2 separate regions of the Homo sapiens genome follow, and region 1 is linked to region 2. The links are chromatin contacts, found by Hi-C or POLR2A ChIA-PET in ENCODE. All regions are on one chromosome and are shown on one strand. The core of a region is the stretch at or near the end of the contact, and the rest is flanking DNA. Distances in the headings are between cores, read along the strand shown. Region 1 overlaps ANKRD23 (ankyrin repeat domain 23). Region 2 has its middle 2.9 kb from the start of ITPRIPL1.

Region 1 (5,525 bases), core at 499-2,998, 520 kb after region 2:
GGAGAACCACTGCTCTTTGACCTTGTCGTCAGTGAGCAGAGGTGCCTTAAGCACAAAAGCCTAGTGCCAGGACCCCGCATCCCGCCCACTCTGCACTCGGCCTATCTTGCTGTCGGCCGGCATGGCTAACAGGCGTGGGCCCTATCAGACAGTCCCTGGTGACTGAAGCATGGGCTCCTCTCGGCCCAGGAAAGACGGCTAGGCTGTAATGGATAGCCAGTTTTAATGAACAGAGGATACTGATTGGTATAAAAAGGTGTGTTTGTCACTGAGGTGTCCTCATTTTCTAGATGAGGAGTTGTCTTCTCCATGGTCTTGAACGCCTGCTTCGCCATGGCACCAGCGTCTGGGTGCACGCTGGCTGTCGCCACAGGGCAGGAGCTGCTCATGGAAAGGTGTGTGCCCCTAGTGTGCAGCACTGGTCAGCTTTTCCACATAGTAACAACAGCCTTGTTCTGGGCCTGAGAAGGCCCCCAAAGGTAGACGAAAAGGAACCATGGCCAAATGCCTATCAATCAGCCCGGTACCTAATGTAACCCAGGACCCATGTGAGGGAGGCTGAGCCTTCACCTTTCAGCCCTTCCCTCAGCATGTGGTTCTCAGTTTAGGGCAGAGCTTCTTAAGATTCACTTTCTGGCGTTTAGGGGCCCAGCCCCACCAGCAGTACAGGCCTACACCAGTGTAATTTGAAACGTACAGACGGTGGAAGAGGAAGTCTAGGGAGCTTGGGTCCTTAGACCACCAGGGAGCAGGGAAGGGATGGGAAGGGCTGGGGGGCGGCGGGGGCTCACCTTCCTCTGCTTCCCTGTGGGCTGGGTTCAGAGCTCCTCAGTGTCCTGGCCTCCCAGGTGGGATCAAGCAGGGTGGGTGCAGCTGCAGCGTTCCAGGCAAGAGCTCAAGCTCCAGTACCAGGAACATAAGGGGACATAAGGGCCTCAGGCAAACTAGGGTTACGGGCCACTGCCCCAAGAGTTGAGTGGGCCACAAGCAATCCCCAGTGCCCAGGCGCTTCCCCATGAGAGCCGCCAGCAGGCAACGGTGTGCCAGGCCGGCCTGAGCGGGGCCAGTACACAGTGGGTGCGAGGCTTCTCTCAAATGCGCGCTCCAGCTCATCAGTCTTAGGGCTTCTGAGGCAACCTAGTGGGTCCTGGACTTCTGTTGCTGTGGGGCCTCAAACCTGTTGAGTAGCCACCTCAGATGACCAGAACCCACCTCCAGAGTTCCTATGACCAAAGTTGTCTAGAGCCGCTCCGGACACTGCCAGGGTTGCTACTGACAGGAATGGGGTCCCCAGAGAAAGCCATGCCCACAGGCATCCACCAGCTGCAGACAGGCCCGGCCCCTGCATGGCCTGCCTTGGCTGCACCTTGTACATCCTGGATGGCATCTGCCGGCCACGGGCTGAGTCCCCACACACACAGACTGGCCCTGGAGAGAGCAAGGCAAGCCCCCTAACCTGGGACAAGTGGACACTGAGGACTCCCAGACCCAGCCCTGGGTGGCTCCAGCTTGGGACTGCTCCCTTAAGGCTCGTTCTTGGCCCTCACTCTCCTCCCCTTCCTGGCCCTCATCTGGACCCGCGCTTTCTGCTGCCTTGTGGTCCTCTGCTCCAGCCCTGGGAGGGAACGCGGCTCCCCTGACACTCGAAGCCAGGGAGGCCTCTCTCTTTGCCTGCTGGGCCCGGTGCCGCTCTTCAGTTCTGCCAGGGCTGCTGAGGCGGCACAGGCCAGAGAGGGAGGAACCAGGGCTGAGGGCAGGAACCACAGAGGTGCAGACGCGGGGGCGGGGCACAGGATGGAATGGTGGCAGTGCGAAAGGCGCGGCGGGGGGCGGTGCTGCGGTCAGCACCGGGTGCGGGGATGCGCCACGTGGGCCTGCAGGGCCTCCCGGATGCCGCGCTGCCAGTCTCGAGCCAGCTGCACCGGGGTCACGGAGGCCTGGGAGCAACGGTGTGGGTCAGTCCCTTGCAGGCGCTCCACCCGCCCTCGGGTCAGGAGCCAGGGCTGCGCCCACACTCACCGCGTTCCGCACCCCCAGCTCGGCCCCATAGAGCAGCAGTAGCTTCATGGCTTTGTAGCTGCCGTGCCGCACGGCCTCGTGCAGAGCCGTGTCCCCTTCCTGCTGAGAACGCAGGCAGTCAAGCTTCTGCCTCCGCGTGCTGCCCTCCTCATGCAGGAAGGTCAGGGCTGCTGTCACCGAGCAGACAGCACCTCTGGTCCTGGCTGGGGCTCCTCAGTCCCTGCTCCTCTGGAGCTGTCCGAGCCGGAAAAGACCAAGCGCCTGCCTTACCTTATCCTGTGCGTTCAGGTGGGCGCCACACTCGATGAGGTGCTCCAGGCAGTCGGGGTGCCGGGTGCGCACTGCCACGTGCAGGGGGGTGCTCCCGATCTGAGAGCAAGTGGGGGTCAGTGCTGGGTCTGGATTGGTGAGGCCTCCCTAACCCATGGGACTACGTGCTCTCTTCTCCAGGAACAGCGTCTGCTCCCGTGTTCCCGACAGGCCCCCAAAGCACCGTGCCCCTCACCTTGTCCCGGGCATTGACCCGGGCTCCCTGGTTAAGCAGCTGTTTGAGGATGACCAGATGTCCTCCGCGGCAGGCCCAGAACACAGGTGTCCTGTCCAGCTGCAAAACAAAAGCACCCAAGCACTCAGCTGCTGGGATGTGAAGCTGGGCGTCGACCAGAGGCTGGGCCTTTCCCCATCCTCACCAAGTCTCGCGCGTCCACTGTGGCACCTGCCACCAGCAGCTTGTTCACCAGCTGGCTGTGACCCTTCAGACAGGCCCAGTGCAAGGCGGTGCGGTGGAGCTGAGGGCAGAGATGGAAGATTAGGCAGAGGGAGTGCAGCCACCCCTAGAGACCCCACGCGGTCCCCTTCCCAGGGCCAGGTCCCTGAATGGAATTGCCACTTCCCCCACCACGCGATGGGCCGCTCCCTCTCCTCCGTCTGCAGGTGCCACTGGATTCATGCCCATAAGAGTGAAAATCCCTGCAGCCTCCTAGGCCAGGACTTGAACACACTGAAGGCAGCGCTCCTGCAGCTGCAGCTGCTGCCAGCCGACTCACCCAACCTGTGCTACCTTGTCATGGGCATTGGGGTCCCCTCCGTCTGTCAAGTACTTGTCAATCAGGTACTCCTGGTTCTCAGCAGCTGCCTTCAGGAACATCTCCAGGCCCACAGGCTCCACCTGGGCCTGGGACTGCGGCTGGTTCAGTTGAAGACAAGACCAAATCACTCCCGAAGGCCGCAGGTGCCCAAGATGTCACAGCTTCACCAGTCTGGCCCACGGGTCCCATGCAGCCCACCAAGGAACACTGCTGGCTCGTACTAATGCAGTTTCTTATTCTAATCCCACGCCAGGAGATTGAATAGACTGTGTGTGTGTGAGCGTGTGTGTTATGGATTGACTTGTATCTCCCCAAGATTCGTATGAAGTACTAACCCCAGGTACCTCAGAATGTGACCTTATTTGGAAACAGAGTCACTGAGGATGTAATTAGTTAAGATGAGGTCACACCGGCGTATGGTGGGCCCCTCACCAATATGACTTGTGTTAAAGTGGGCTCTAATCCAATGTGACTGATGTCCTTATGAAAGGGGACACGTGGGCCGGATGCGGTGGCTCATGCCTGTAATCCCAGCACTTTGGGAGGCTGAGGCGGGCAGACCACAAGGACAGGAGATTGAGACCATCCTGGCTAACACGGTGAAACCCCATCTCTACTAAAAATACAAAAAAAAATTAGCCGGGCGTGGTGGCGGGTGCCTGTGGTCCCAGCTACTCGGGAGGCTGAGGCAGGAGAATGGCATGAACCCGGGAGGCAGAGCTTGCAGTAATCCGAGATCGTGCCACTGCTCTCCAGCCTGGGCAACAGAGCGAGACTCCGTCTCAAAAAAAAAAAAAAAAAAAAAAAAAAAGTTGGGGGAGACACATGGACACAGGCATGCACACAGGCAGAACGCCCAGCAAACATGAAGGCAATAGTTGGGTGATACATCTACAAGCCAAGGAACGCCAAAGATCACCAGCATCCACCAGAAGCCGGAGAGGCATGAAGGGATTCTCCCTCACCACCCTCAGAGGGAACCAGCCTCGCCAACACCTTCCTGTTAGCCTTCCAGCCCCCAGGACAGCGAGGTGACACATGCCTGCTGTTGAGGCTGTCCAGGCTGTGGGACTTTGTTATGGCAGCCCTGGCGGACACATCCGCGGGGGCTCTGGAGTGGATTTAATGGGCTCCCCAGGCACTGGCTGTGTGGTCCTGGCCTGCAGTGCCCACTCTGCCCCAAGCCCTTCCTCTGGAACTGGAGCCCTGGTGTGTGCACTGCCCTAACCCCGACCTCCCACTCACCTTAACCAGGGGCTCAGGTTTCCTGGGGGGGACTCTGTGTCTCAGTCGCTTTTTCCGTCTTTGAACCAAGTTTTCCAAGTCAGCCAGGTTATCCAGATTAAATCTGGTACTGTTAAATCTTTCAAGCTGGGGCAGAAGACAAGACCATGCCAGCCATCAGCCGCTGGTCAAGAGATCTCTCTGCCCTGCCGACAGGAGACACCAGCTGCTCAGGCTGCCCCACCAGAGTCCCTCCAGGCCTCACTGCTCAGCCGGCCTCAGGGATTAGCCACTGCCCCCAACCCCGGCCCCCGCCCCTCTCTCACTTTCTTCTTCTTCTCTTCTTCCAATTTCAGCTTCTCCCGGGCCACAGCCTCTTGGGGGCCCCTCCTCCAGTCACTAGGCCAGGCTCCAGGGTCAGGAACTCCATGTCCAAATCCCAACACTTTCCCTTCAACTCTTTCTCCACTTACCTGTAGGAACAGGATATGAGTACTGAGTTGGGAAAATTGGAGGAACCCTTAGAAAACAGAGCTGTGGAGTAGCAGGGAGCTGTCTTATAAGGGCAGATGTCACAAGGCTGGTGCCCGGGATGGGAGCCGGCCTCAAAGCTCCTGCAGTCCAGAGTGCTGGCAAGCTCCCTCACCCTGTGGGTGCTGCAGGCTCCGCAACTGTGTCATCAGCTGACACCCAGGGGGACAACGGATCCCCGCCTACCCTGCTCCTGTCAGCAGGAACACAGCTGGGGGGACATGAGGCCACAACCTATTTATACTGCTGGGCATTTGCCCAGGTAGCCTCAGGGCAGATGACACCTTAGCTTCCCCCATGTTGTTAAGATTCCTACCAGATCATACTGACTGCCACCTGACTCCAAGCTCAGAGGGACAGAGAAGTCCCCCCGGGGTAAAATTCTAAATGCCTGGGTTCAGTTCTCGGCTCCTTTTGAAGCTACATTTAAGCTCAAACACTTAAGGCAATTGCCTAAAGGAGTTGTGAAGGTTATGAGTTATTGGGACCTGTGCCTGGGGCAAAGCCTCCGTAGCAAACACCCATGCTTCCTCCCACCGGGCCCCACCTCAGGAGTTCAGGAGCTGGGGAGCACTGAGGAATCAGCCTGTTGTGGGGAAAGAACAGGGTGGAATGATAGGGTAACAGATCCTAGGACTTTCTAGTCAGGTAGAACCATATTCC
Region 2 (5,532 bases), core at 1,060-3,559:
GTACTCCAGCATAGGTGACAGACTCAGACCCTTTTTCAAATAAATAAATAAATAAATATTTGTTGAATGGAATGAACAAGTGATTGGGACAGATGGTAGACAGAATCTACTCATATCTTTCAAATCCCTATTTAATCAAGAGCACCTATGTTTTATCCTCCCAACAGTACAAGTGCTACATTGAGAGGAGAAAAACTATAAAGAAATATACAATAAGCAAATAATACACATTGATATGCTATTCAGATTTTTTTTCCATTTTGTGGAGAACGGGGTCTTGCTATGTTGCCCAGGCAGGTCTCAAACTCCTGAGTTCAAGCTATTTTCCTACCTCTGCCTCCTTAAGTGTTGGGATTACAGTGTGAGCCACCGTGCCCAGTGCTATTCTTTTTTTTTTCTTTCTTTTTCTTTTTTTTTTTTTTCTGAGACAAAGTCTTGCTCTTTTGCCCAGACTGGAGTGCAGTGGCACAGTCTCAGCTCACTGCAACCTCCGCCTCCTGGGTTCAAGTGATTCTTCTGCCTCAGCCTCCCCAGTAGCTGGGATTACAGGCACCCACCACTACACCCAGCTAATTTTTGTATTTTTAGTAGAGATGGAGTTTCACCATGTTGGCCAGGCTGGTCTTGAACTCCTGAGCTCAGGCAATCTGCCCGCCTCGGCCTCCCATAGTGCTGGGATTACAGGCATGAGCCACCGCACCCGGTCCAGATTTATTAAGCAATAGTGGTGCATTTCATGCACAGGTATCAGCTAGTCTAGTAATAATTCTCCTCCACAAATCATTGGGAAAAAGGCGGCAATTTTGTACTTTTCCTTTATGTTCAGAAGCATCAGCAATATACAACTCAATGTCTACACAGGTCTTTGTTACACAGCATGAGTCACAAAATGTTTGCCACCAGAGCAGGATAAGTTTTTGAGCTTGTAATAGCAAGAAACTGGTTTGAAGAAAATCTTGCAGTTATAAAATAAAGTGATTTTTTTTGAAATGTGTTGTTGAGAGAAGTGATTTGTCATGTAGTTATTTATTGTATCAGTTATTTTGCCTGGTTACCCTGATATCCCACCTCTAACCTCAAAACTAAACATTTTATTTGAGATCTGTTTATTTGCTTCTCTGATTCTTGGCCATATATCTAATTTCTACATCCTCTTGGTCAGGATTTCGTGTGCATCTTAAGCTTGCTTCCGGTAAGTTATCCCCAACTGCCAAACATCTTATACAAAAAGAAGGTACAGTCTCTATCCCACCGCAAACTCTCTCCTATTTCTCATAGCTGGATCATCCTGTCACTCACTCATTTCATAACACTTAGCACTTGCACACCAGGAATTAAGCTAGGTCTAATTTTGGTCTTTGCCCTTAAGGATCCCAGTGTGATGCTGTAAGGACCCAGTGAACACTGTTGAGCCCAGGAGCGAGGTGACTAATCCGTGAGCCAGGTGCTCTAAATATACAGTAAAGGGCCATTTAATTTTTGCACCAACCTTAAAAGAGAAGGACTTTTGTCGTCATGTTTGCCAGATTAGGAAGCTGAGGCTCAGGGAGGTTCGGAACCTTGCCGGACCGAGTTGGCAGGAGGCGAGACGAGGCTCTAAGCCCTGCTCCCAGAGCTCTTTCTCCCCCATCAAGCTGCGTCCACGCGGTTAGGAAGCATCGCTTGGGCCCTGGGGGATGGGCAGCGGCAAAGGAGAGCTTTTTCCTGTCCGCTCGGGGAAGAGCGCCCAGGGGAAAGGGGTTGTGGGTCCCGGCACGCGGCACTACGCTCCCCGTCCCCCGCCTCGTCTTTCTTCGGCTCGGCCCGTGGGGCTTCCGCCGCCCTGGGCTTGCAGCTGGGACTCATTTCCAGATCGGTCGAAGGCAGGTCTTCCTTCTAGGGACCGGTAGCTCAGAGGAAGGACCGGCGGCAACCGCTGCCCTGTCCGAAAGTGCGTCTCCTTTTTCATTCCGAAATGAAATTCGTAGTTGGTTAAAACGGGGCTTGCCAGCACGATTTACAAACAAGACGAGCGCTCGCTGCAATCACATGAGGAGAAAAGGAAAGGACTAATTCATAATGCGGTCACTAGAGCCTCGATGTGCCCAGGGGAGCGCCCGCCGAGCGCCAGCGGGAACAGCGCATCGCGGACGCTGCAGGGAGTGTGGCCCCTCCGCAGGCGCGTGCACAGGCTCGCATTCTGGAGGGCAGCGCATCTCAGCCGTGCGCCCGGTCCTTGCCACCCCAAACTCCGGCAGCGAACAACGCGTCCTGGGGGCGGCCCCGCGGCTGCTCTTGGAGGCGGCGGAAAAGGCGCGTCCGCGGCTTGGGGGACGGAGGCGGGGTCGGGGGCGAAGGGAGGCGGCTCCTGGGGCCCAGAAAGCTGGCGAGGATGAGGAACCTCCCCCCACCTCCACTCCCAGCTCTCCGAACCGTGAAGACACTGCCCCGGCGCAAAGCGTCTCTAGCGGTCCTAGGCGCACCTGTTTCTGTAGAAAACGTGTTTTGTGCTCACGAGGCACACGAGGGAGGGCTTTGGGCACACAGCCCATTCATACGCTGGACACTGCATGTTTATTTTTGTGAAAAGAATACCTCCTTATTGCTAGACACCTGCAATCAATCCCTCCACCCTCAGAAGATCACTGTAAACATTTAGGGATCCACCCTTTGAAACTTTTCCGAGGCATGTGATGCACAGACACACACACATAATGGGAGTAAGCCATAGCATGTTCTTTTTTTTTTTTTTTTCTTTTTTTGAGAAGGAGTTTTATTCTGTTGCCCAGGCTGGAGTGCAGTGGTGCGATCTCAGCTCACTGCAACCTCCACCTCCCGGATTCAAGCGATTCTCCTGCCTCAGCCTCCTGAGTAGCTGGGATCACCGGCATGCACCACCACGCCCAGCTAATTTTTTTTTTTTTTTTTTGTATTTTTAGTAGAGACGGGGTTTCACCGTGCTGGCCAGGCTGGTAGCTGGGATCACAGGCATGCACCGCCACACCCAGCTAATTTTTTTTTTTTTTTTTTTGTATTTTTAGTAGAGACGGGGTTTCACCATGCTGGCCAGGCTGGTCTCGAACTCCTGACCTCAGGTGATCTGCCTGCCTCGGCCTCCCAGAGTGCTGGGATTACAGGCGTGAGCCATCGCGCCTGTCCAGCAACCACTTTTAAAACAAATCCTTAACCATGAACACACATTTTTAAGCATATGGTTTTACAGATGCTGGTGAAAATGGGGAGAAAAGGGAACTCTGATATGCTGTTGGGTAAACTAGCACAGCTGCTATGGAGAATAACATGGAGGTTCCTCAGAAAACTACAAGTAGAACTACTCACATGATCTAGCAATCCCATTACTTAAAATCTATCCAAAGGAAAGGAAATCATTATATCAAAGAGAAATCTGCACCCTCATGTTTATAGCTGCACTATTCAGAATAGCCAATATGGAATTGACCTATGTGTCCAACAATAGATGAATGAATAAGGAAAACGTGGTATATGTACACAATGGAATGCTATTTGGCCATAAAAAAAAATGAAATCCTGTCATTTGCAGCAACTTGGATGGAATTGGAGGATATTAAGTGAAATAAGCCAGGCACAGAAAGATAAACACCACATGTTCTCAGTCACATGTGGAACCTAGAAAAAGTTGATGTAATAGAAGTAAAAGGTAGAACAGAGGATGCTAGAGGCTGGGAAGGGGAGGGGAAGGTGGTGATAGGGAGGGATTTGTTAAAGGATTCAAGATTATAGCCAGATGGGAGGACTAAGTACTAGGGTTTCACACCACTGTAGGTTGACTACAGTTAACAATAATAGACCAGGCATGGTGGCTCATGCCTGTAATCCCAGCACTTTGGGAGGCCAAGGTGGGCAGATTGCTTGAGCTCAGGAGCTCGAGAACATGGTGAAACCCCCACTCTACTAAAATACAAAAAAATTGCCGGGCTTGGTGGTGTGTGCCTGTAATCCCAGCTATTTGGGAGGCTGAGGCAGGAAAACTGCTTGACCCAGGAGGTGGAGGTTGCAGTGAGCTGAGATGGTGCCACTGCACTCCAGCCTGGGTGACAGAGCAAGACTCCGTCACACACACACACAAAATAATAATAGTAATAATATATAGTTTCAAATAGCTAGAGGGAGGATTGAACCTTCCCAACACAAAGAAATGATAAATGTTTGAGATGATGGATATGCTAATTACCCTAATCTGAAATTATACATTGTATGTATGAAACATGACTGTGCACCCTATGAATATGTACAATTATTATTTGTTAATTAAAATAATACAACTTTAAAACACATGGTCTTAAACATTATCGTTTTTGCACACTCTGAAGCATATATTTTGCATCCTGACATCATGTCATAAGTGAAAAGATAAGAGACTTTCATTATTACTGCTCCAAATGCATGAATGCTCAATAACCTGTGATCTATTTTTCATAATTCACATTTATAAAAAGTAACTTTGGAACTTCAGTCATTGTCAGCTAGCAGACAGTTTTTCCTGCTCCACAATTAAATAAGTCAGTATTCTTGGAAGTATTGTACAAGTTGTTTGGGAGCTCCCTACACATTGCCACTGGATAAGAAGACCTGAAACCCAGCCATGTGTGATGGCTTACACATATAATCCCAGCATTTTGGGAGGCCGAGGCGGGCAGATCACCTGAGGTCAGGAGTTCGAGACCAGCATGGCCAACATGGTGAAACCCCGTCTTTACTAAAAATACAAAAATTAGCTGGACATGGTGGCATACACCTGTGGTCCCAGCTACTCAGTAGGCTGAGGCAGGAGAATCACTGGAACCTGGGGCGGGTAGGCTGCAGTGAGCCAAGATGGTGCCACTACACTCCAGCCTGGGTGACAGAGCGAAACTCTTTCTCAAAAACAAACAAACAAATAAAAACCCTGAAACTTGTCTTTCAGCAGAGGGATTTTAGTGAGTTAGTATCAAGGGGTCATCACTTCCTTTTCTTCTTGGATAGCTGACACAAGACAGGAAGACTAAGGGCTCTTTCTGATATCTGAAGATCCCTTTCAGGAAACCCATTCTGTTGTGTTTCTTAAGGTGTGATAAAGCTTGTCCAGCCTCCACACCGTATAAAGTTCTCCTTTATACACCCATGTATCAGCAGAGCTGCCCTGTAGGTAGGATTCTTACTCCCACGTGGCCAGTGAGTAGCAAGCAAGGCCCCAAGTAAGGTCTTTGGGTGCTGTCTGTTCTTTCATGAGAGTCACTTTGATATGAGAAAGGGGTTGGGGAAAGATGCCTGAGTCTGGGCGTGGGCTGGGAGGGAAGCACATTTAGGGTGCTGAAACCACATCTTATTTCGTGTGCCATTTTGCTCAGGGCCAGCCCGAAGTGAGAATGGCTTTTCTCGGTCAATTCCTAGTTTTGCCACCATCATCCTTACACCCGAATCCTAGTAAGTCTGTTCTCCACTGAACTGAGCTGAGTGCAGCTGACAGCAGGCACGGCGGTGCCCCATTTGCCACCCCAGGGAGGCCGAGCAGCGGAGAGTGTGTGGCCACGG

The links. Hi-C counts contacts between places; a loop is a spot of excess contacts on that map. ChIA-PET counts read pairs that join two places held with the same protein, here RNA polymerase II (POLR2A). Pooled maps may share reads with other maps.
Region 1: a loop to region 2 is called in a pooled map, with 2.4 times the contacts of the local background. The contact joins two enhancer-like sites. A Hi-C loop is called at or near these places in 1 of 50 pooled maps. POLR2A ChIA-PET finds 5 or more read pairs at or near these places in 5 of 52 experiments (CD4-positive, alpha-beta T cell, Caco-2, IMR-90 and 2 more).

The regions. Positions count from the first base shown.
Region 1 is chr2:96,837,708-96,843,232 of GRCh38, forward strand. ANKRD23 (ankyrin repeat domain 23) reads right to left here. Exons shown (of 9, transcript NM_144994.8): 2 at 4,658-4,804; 3 at 4,353-4,478; 4 at 3,080-3,205; 5 at 2,709-2,807; 6 at 2,525-2,623; 7 at 2,290-2,388; 8 at 2,020-2,118; 9 at 205-1,937. The coding sequence ends at 1,842. Among named protein-coding and RNA genes, the nearest start is that of ANKRD23, 3.6 kb to the right of the region's middle. RefSeq lists enhancers at 1-174, 175-729, 3,761-4,366 and silencers at 1,869-1,928, 2,069-2,168. Within about 2 kb of position 1,749, at least 4 of the 41 ENCODE cell types and tissues checked have a DNase peak (open chromatin) inside an H3K27ac peak, as active enhancers do.
Region 2 is chr2:96,319,647-96,325,178 of GRCh38, forward strand. No RefSeq gene overlaps it. Among named protein-coding and RNA genes, the nearest start is that of ITPRIPL1, 2.9 kb to the right of the region's middle. RefSeq lists silencers at 1-25, 2,239-2,498 and an enhancer at 1,179-1,288. Within about 2 kb of position 2,310, at least 15 of the 41 ENCODE cell types and tissues checked have a DNase peak (open chromatin) inside an H3K27ac peak, as active enhancers do.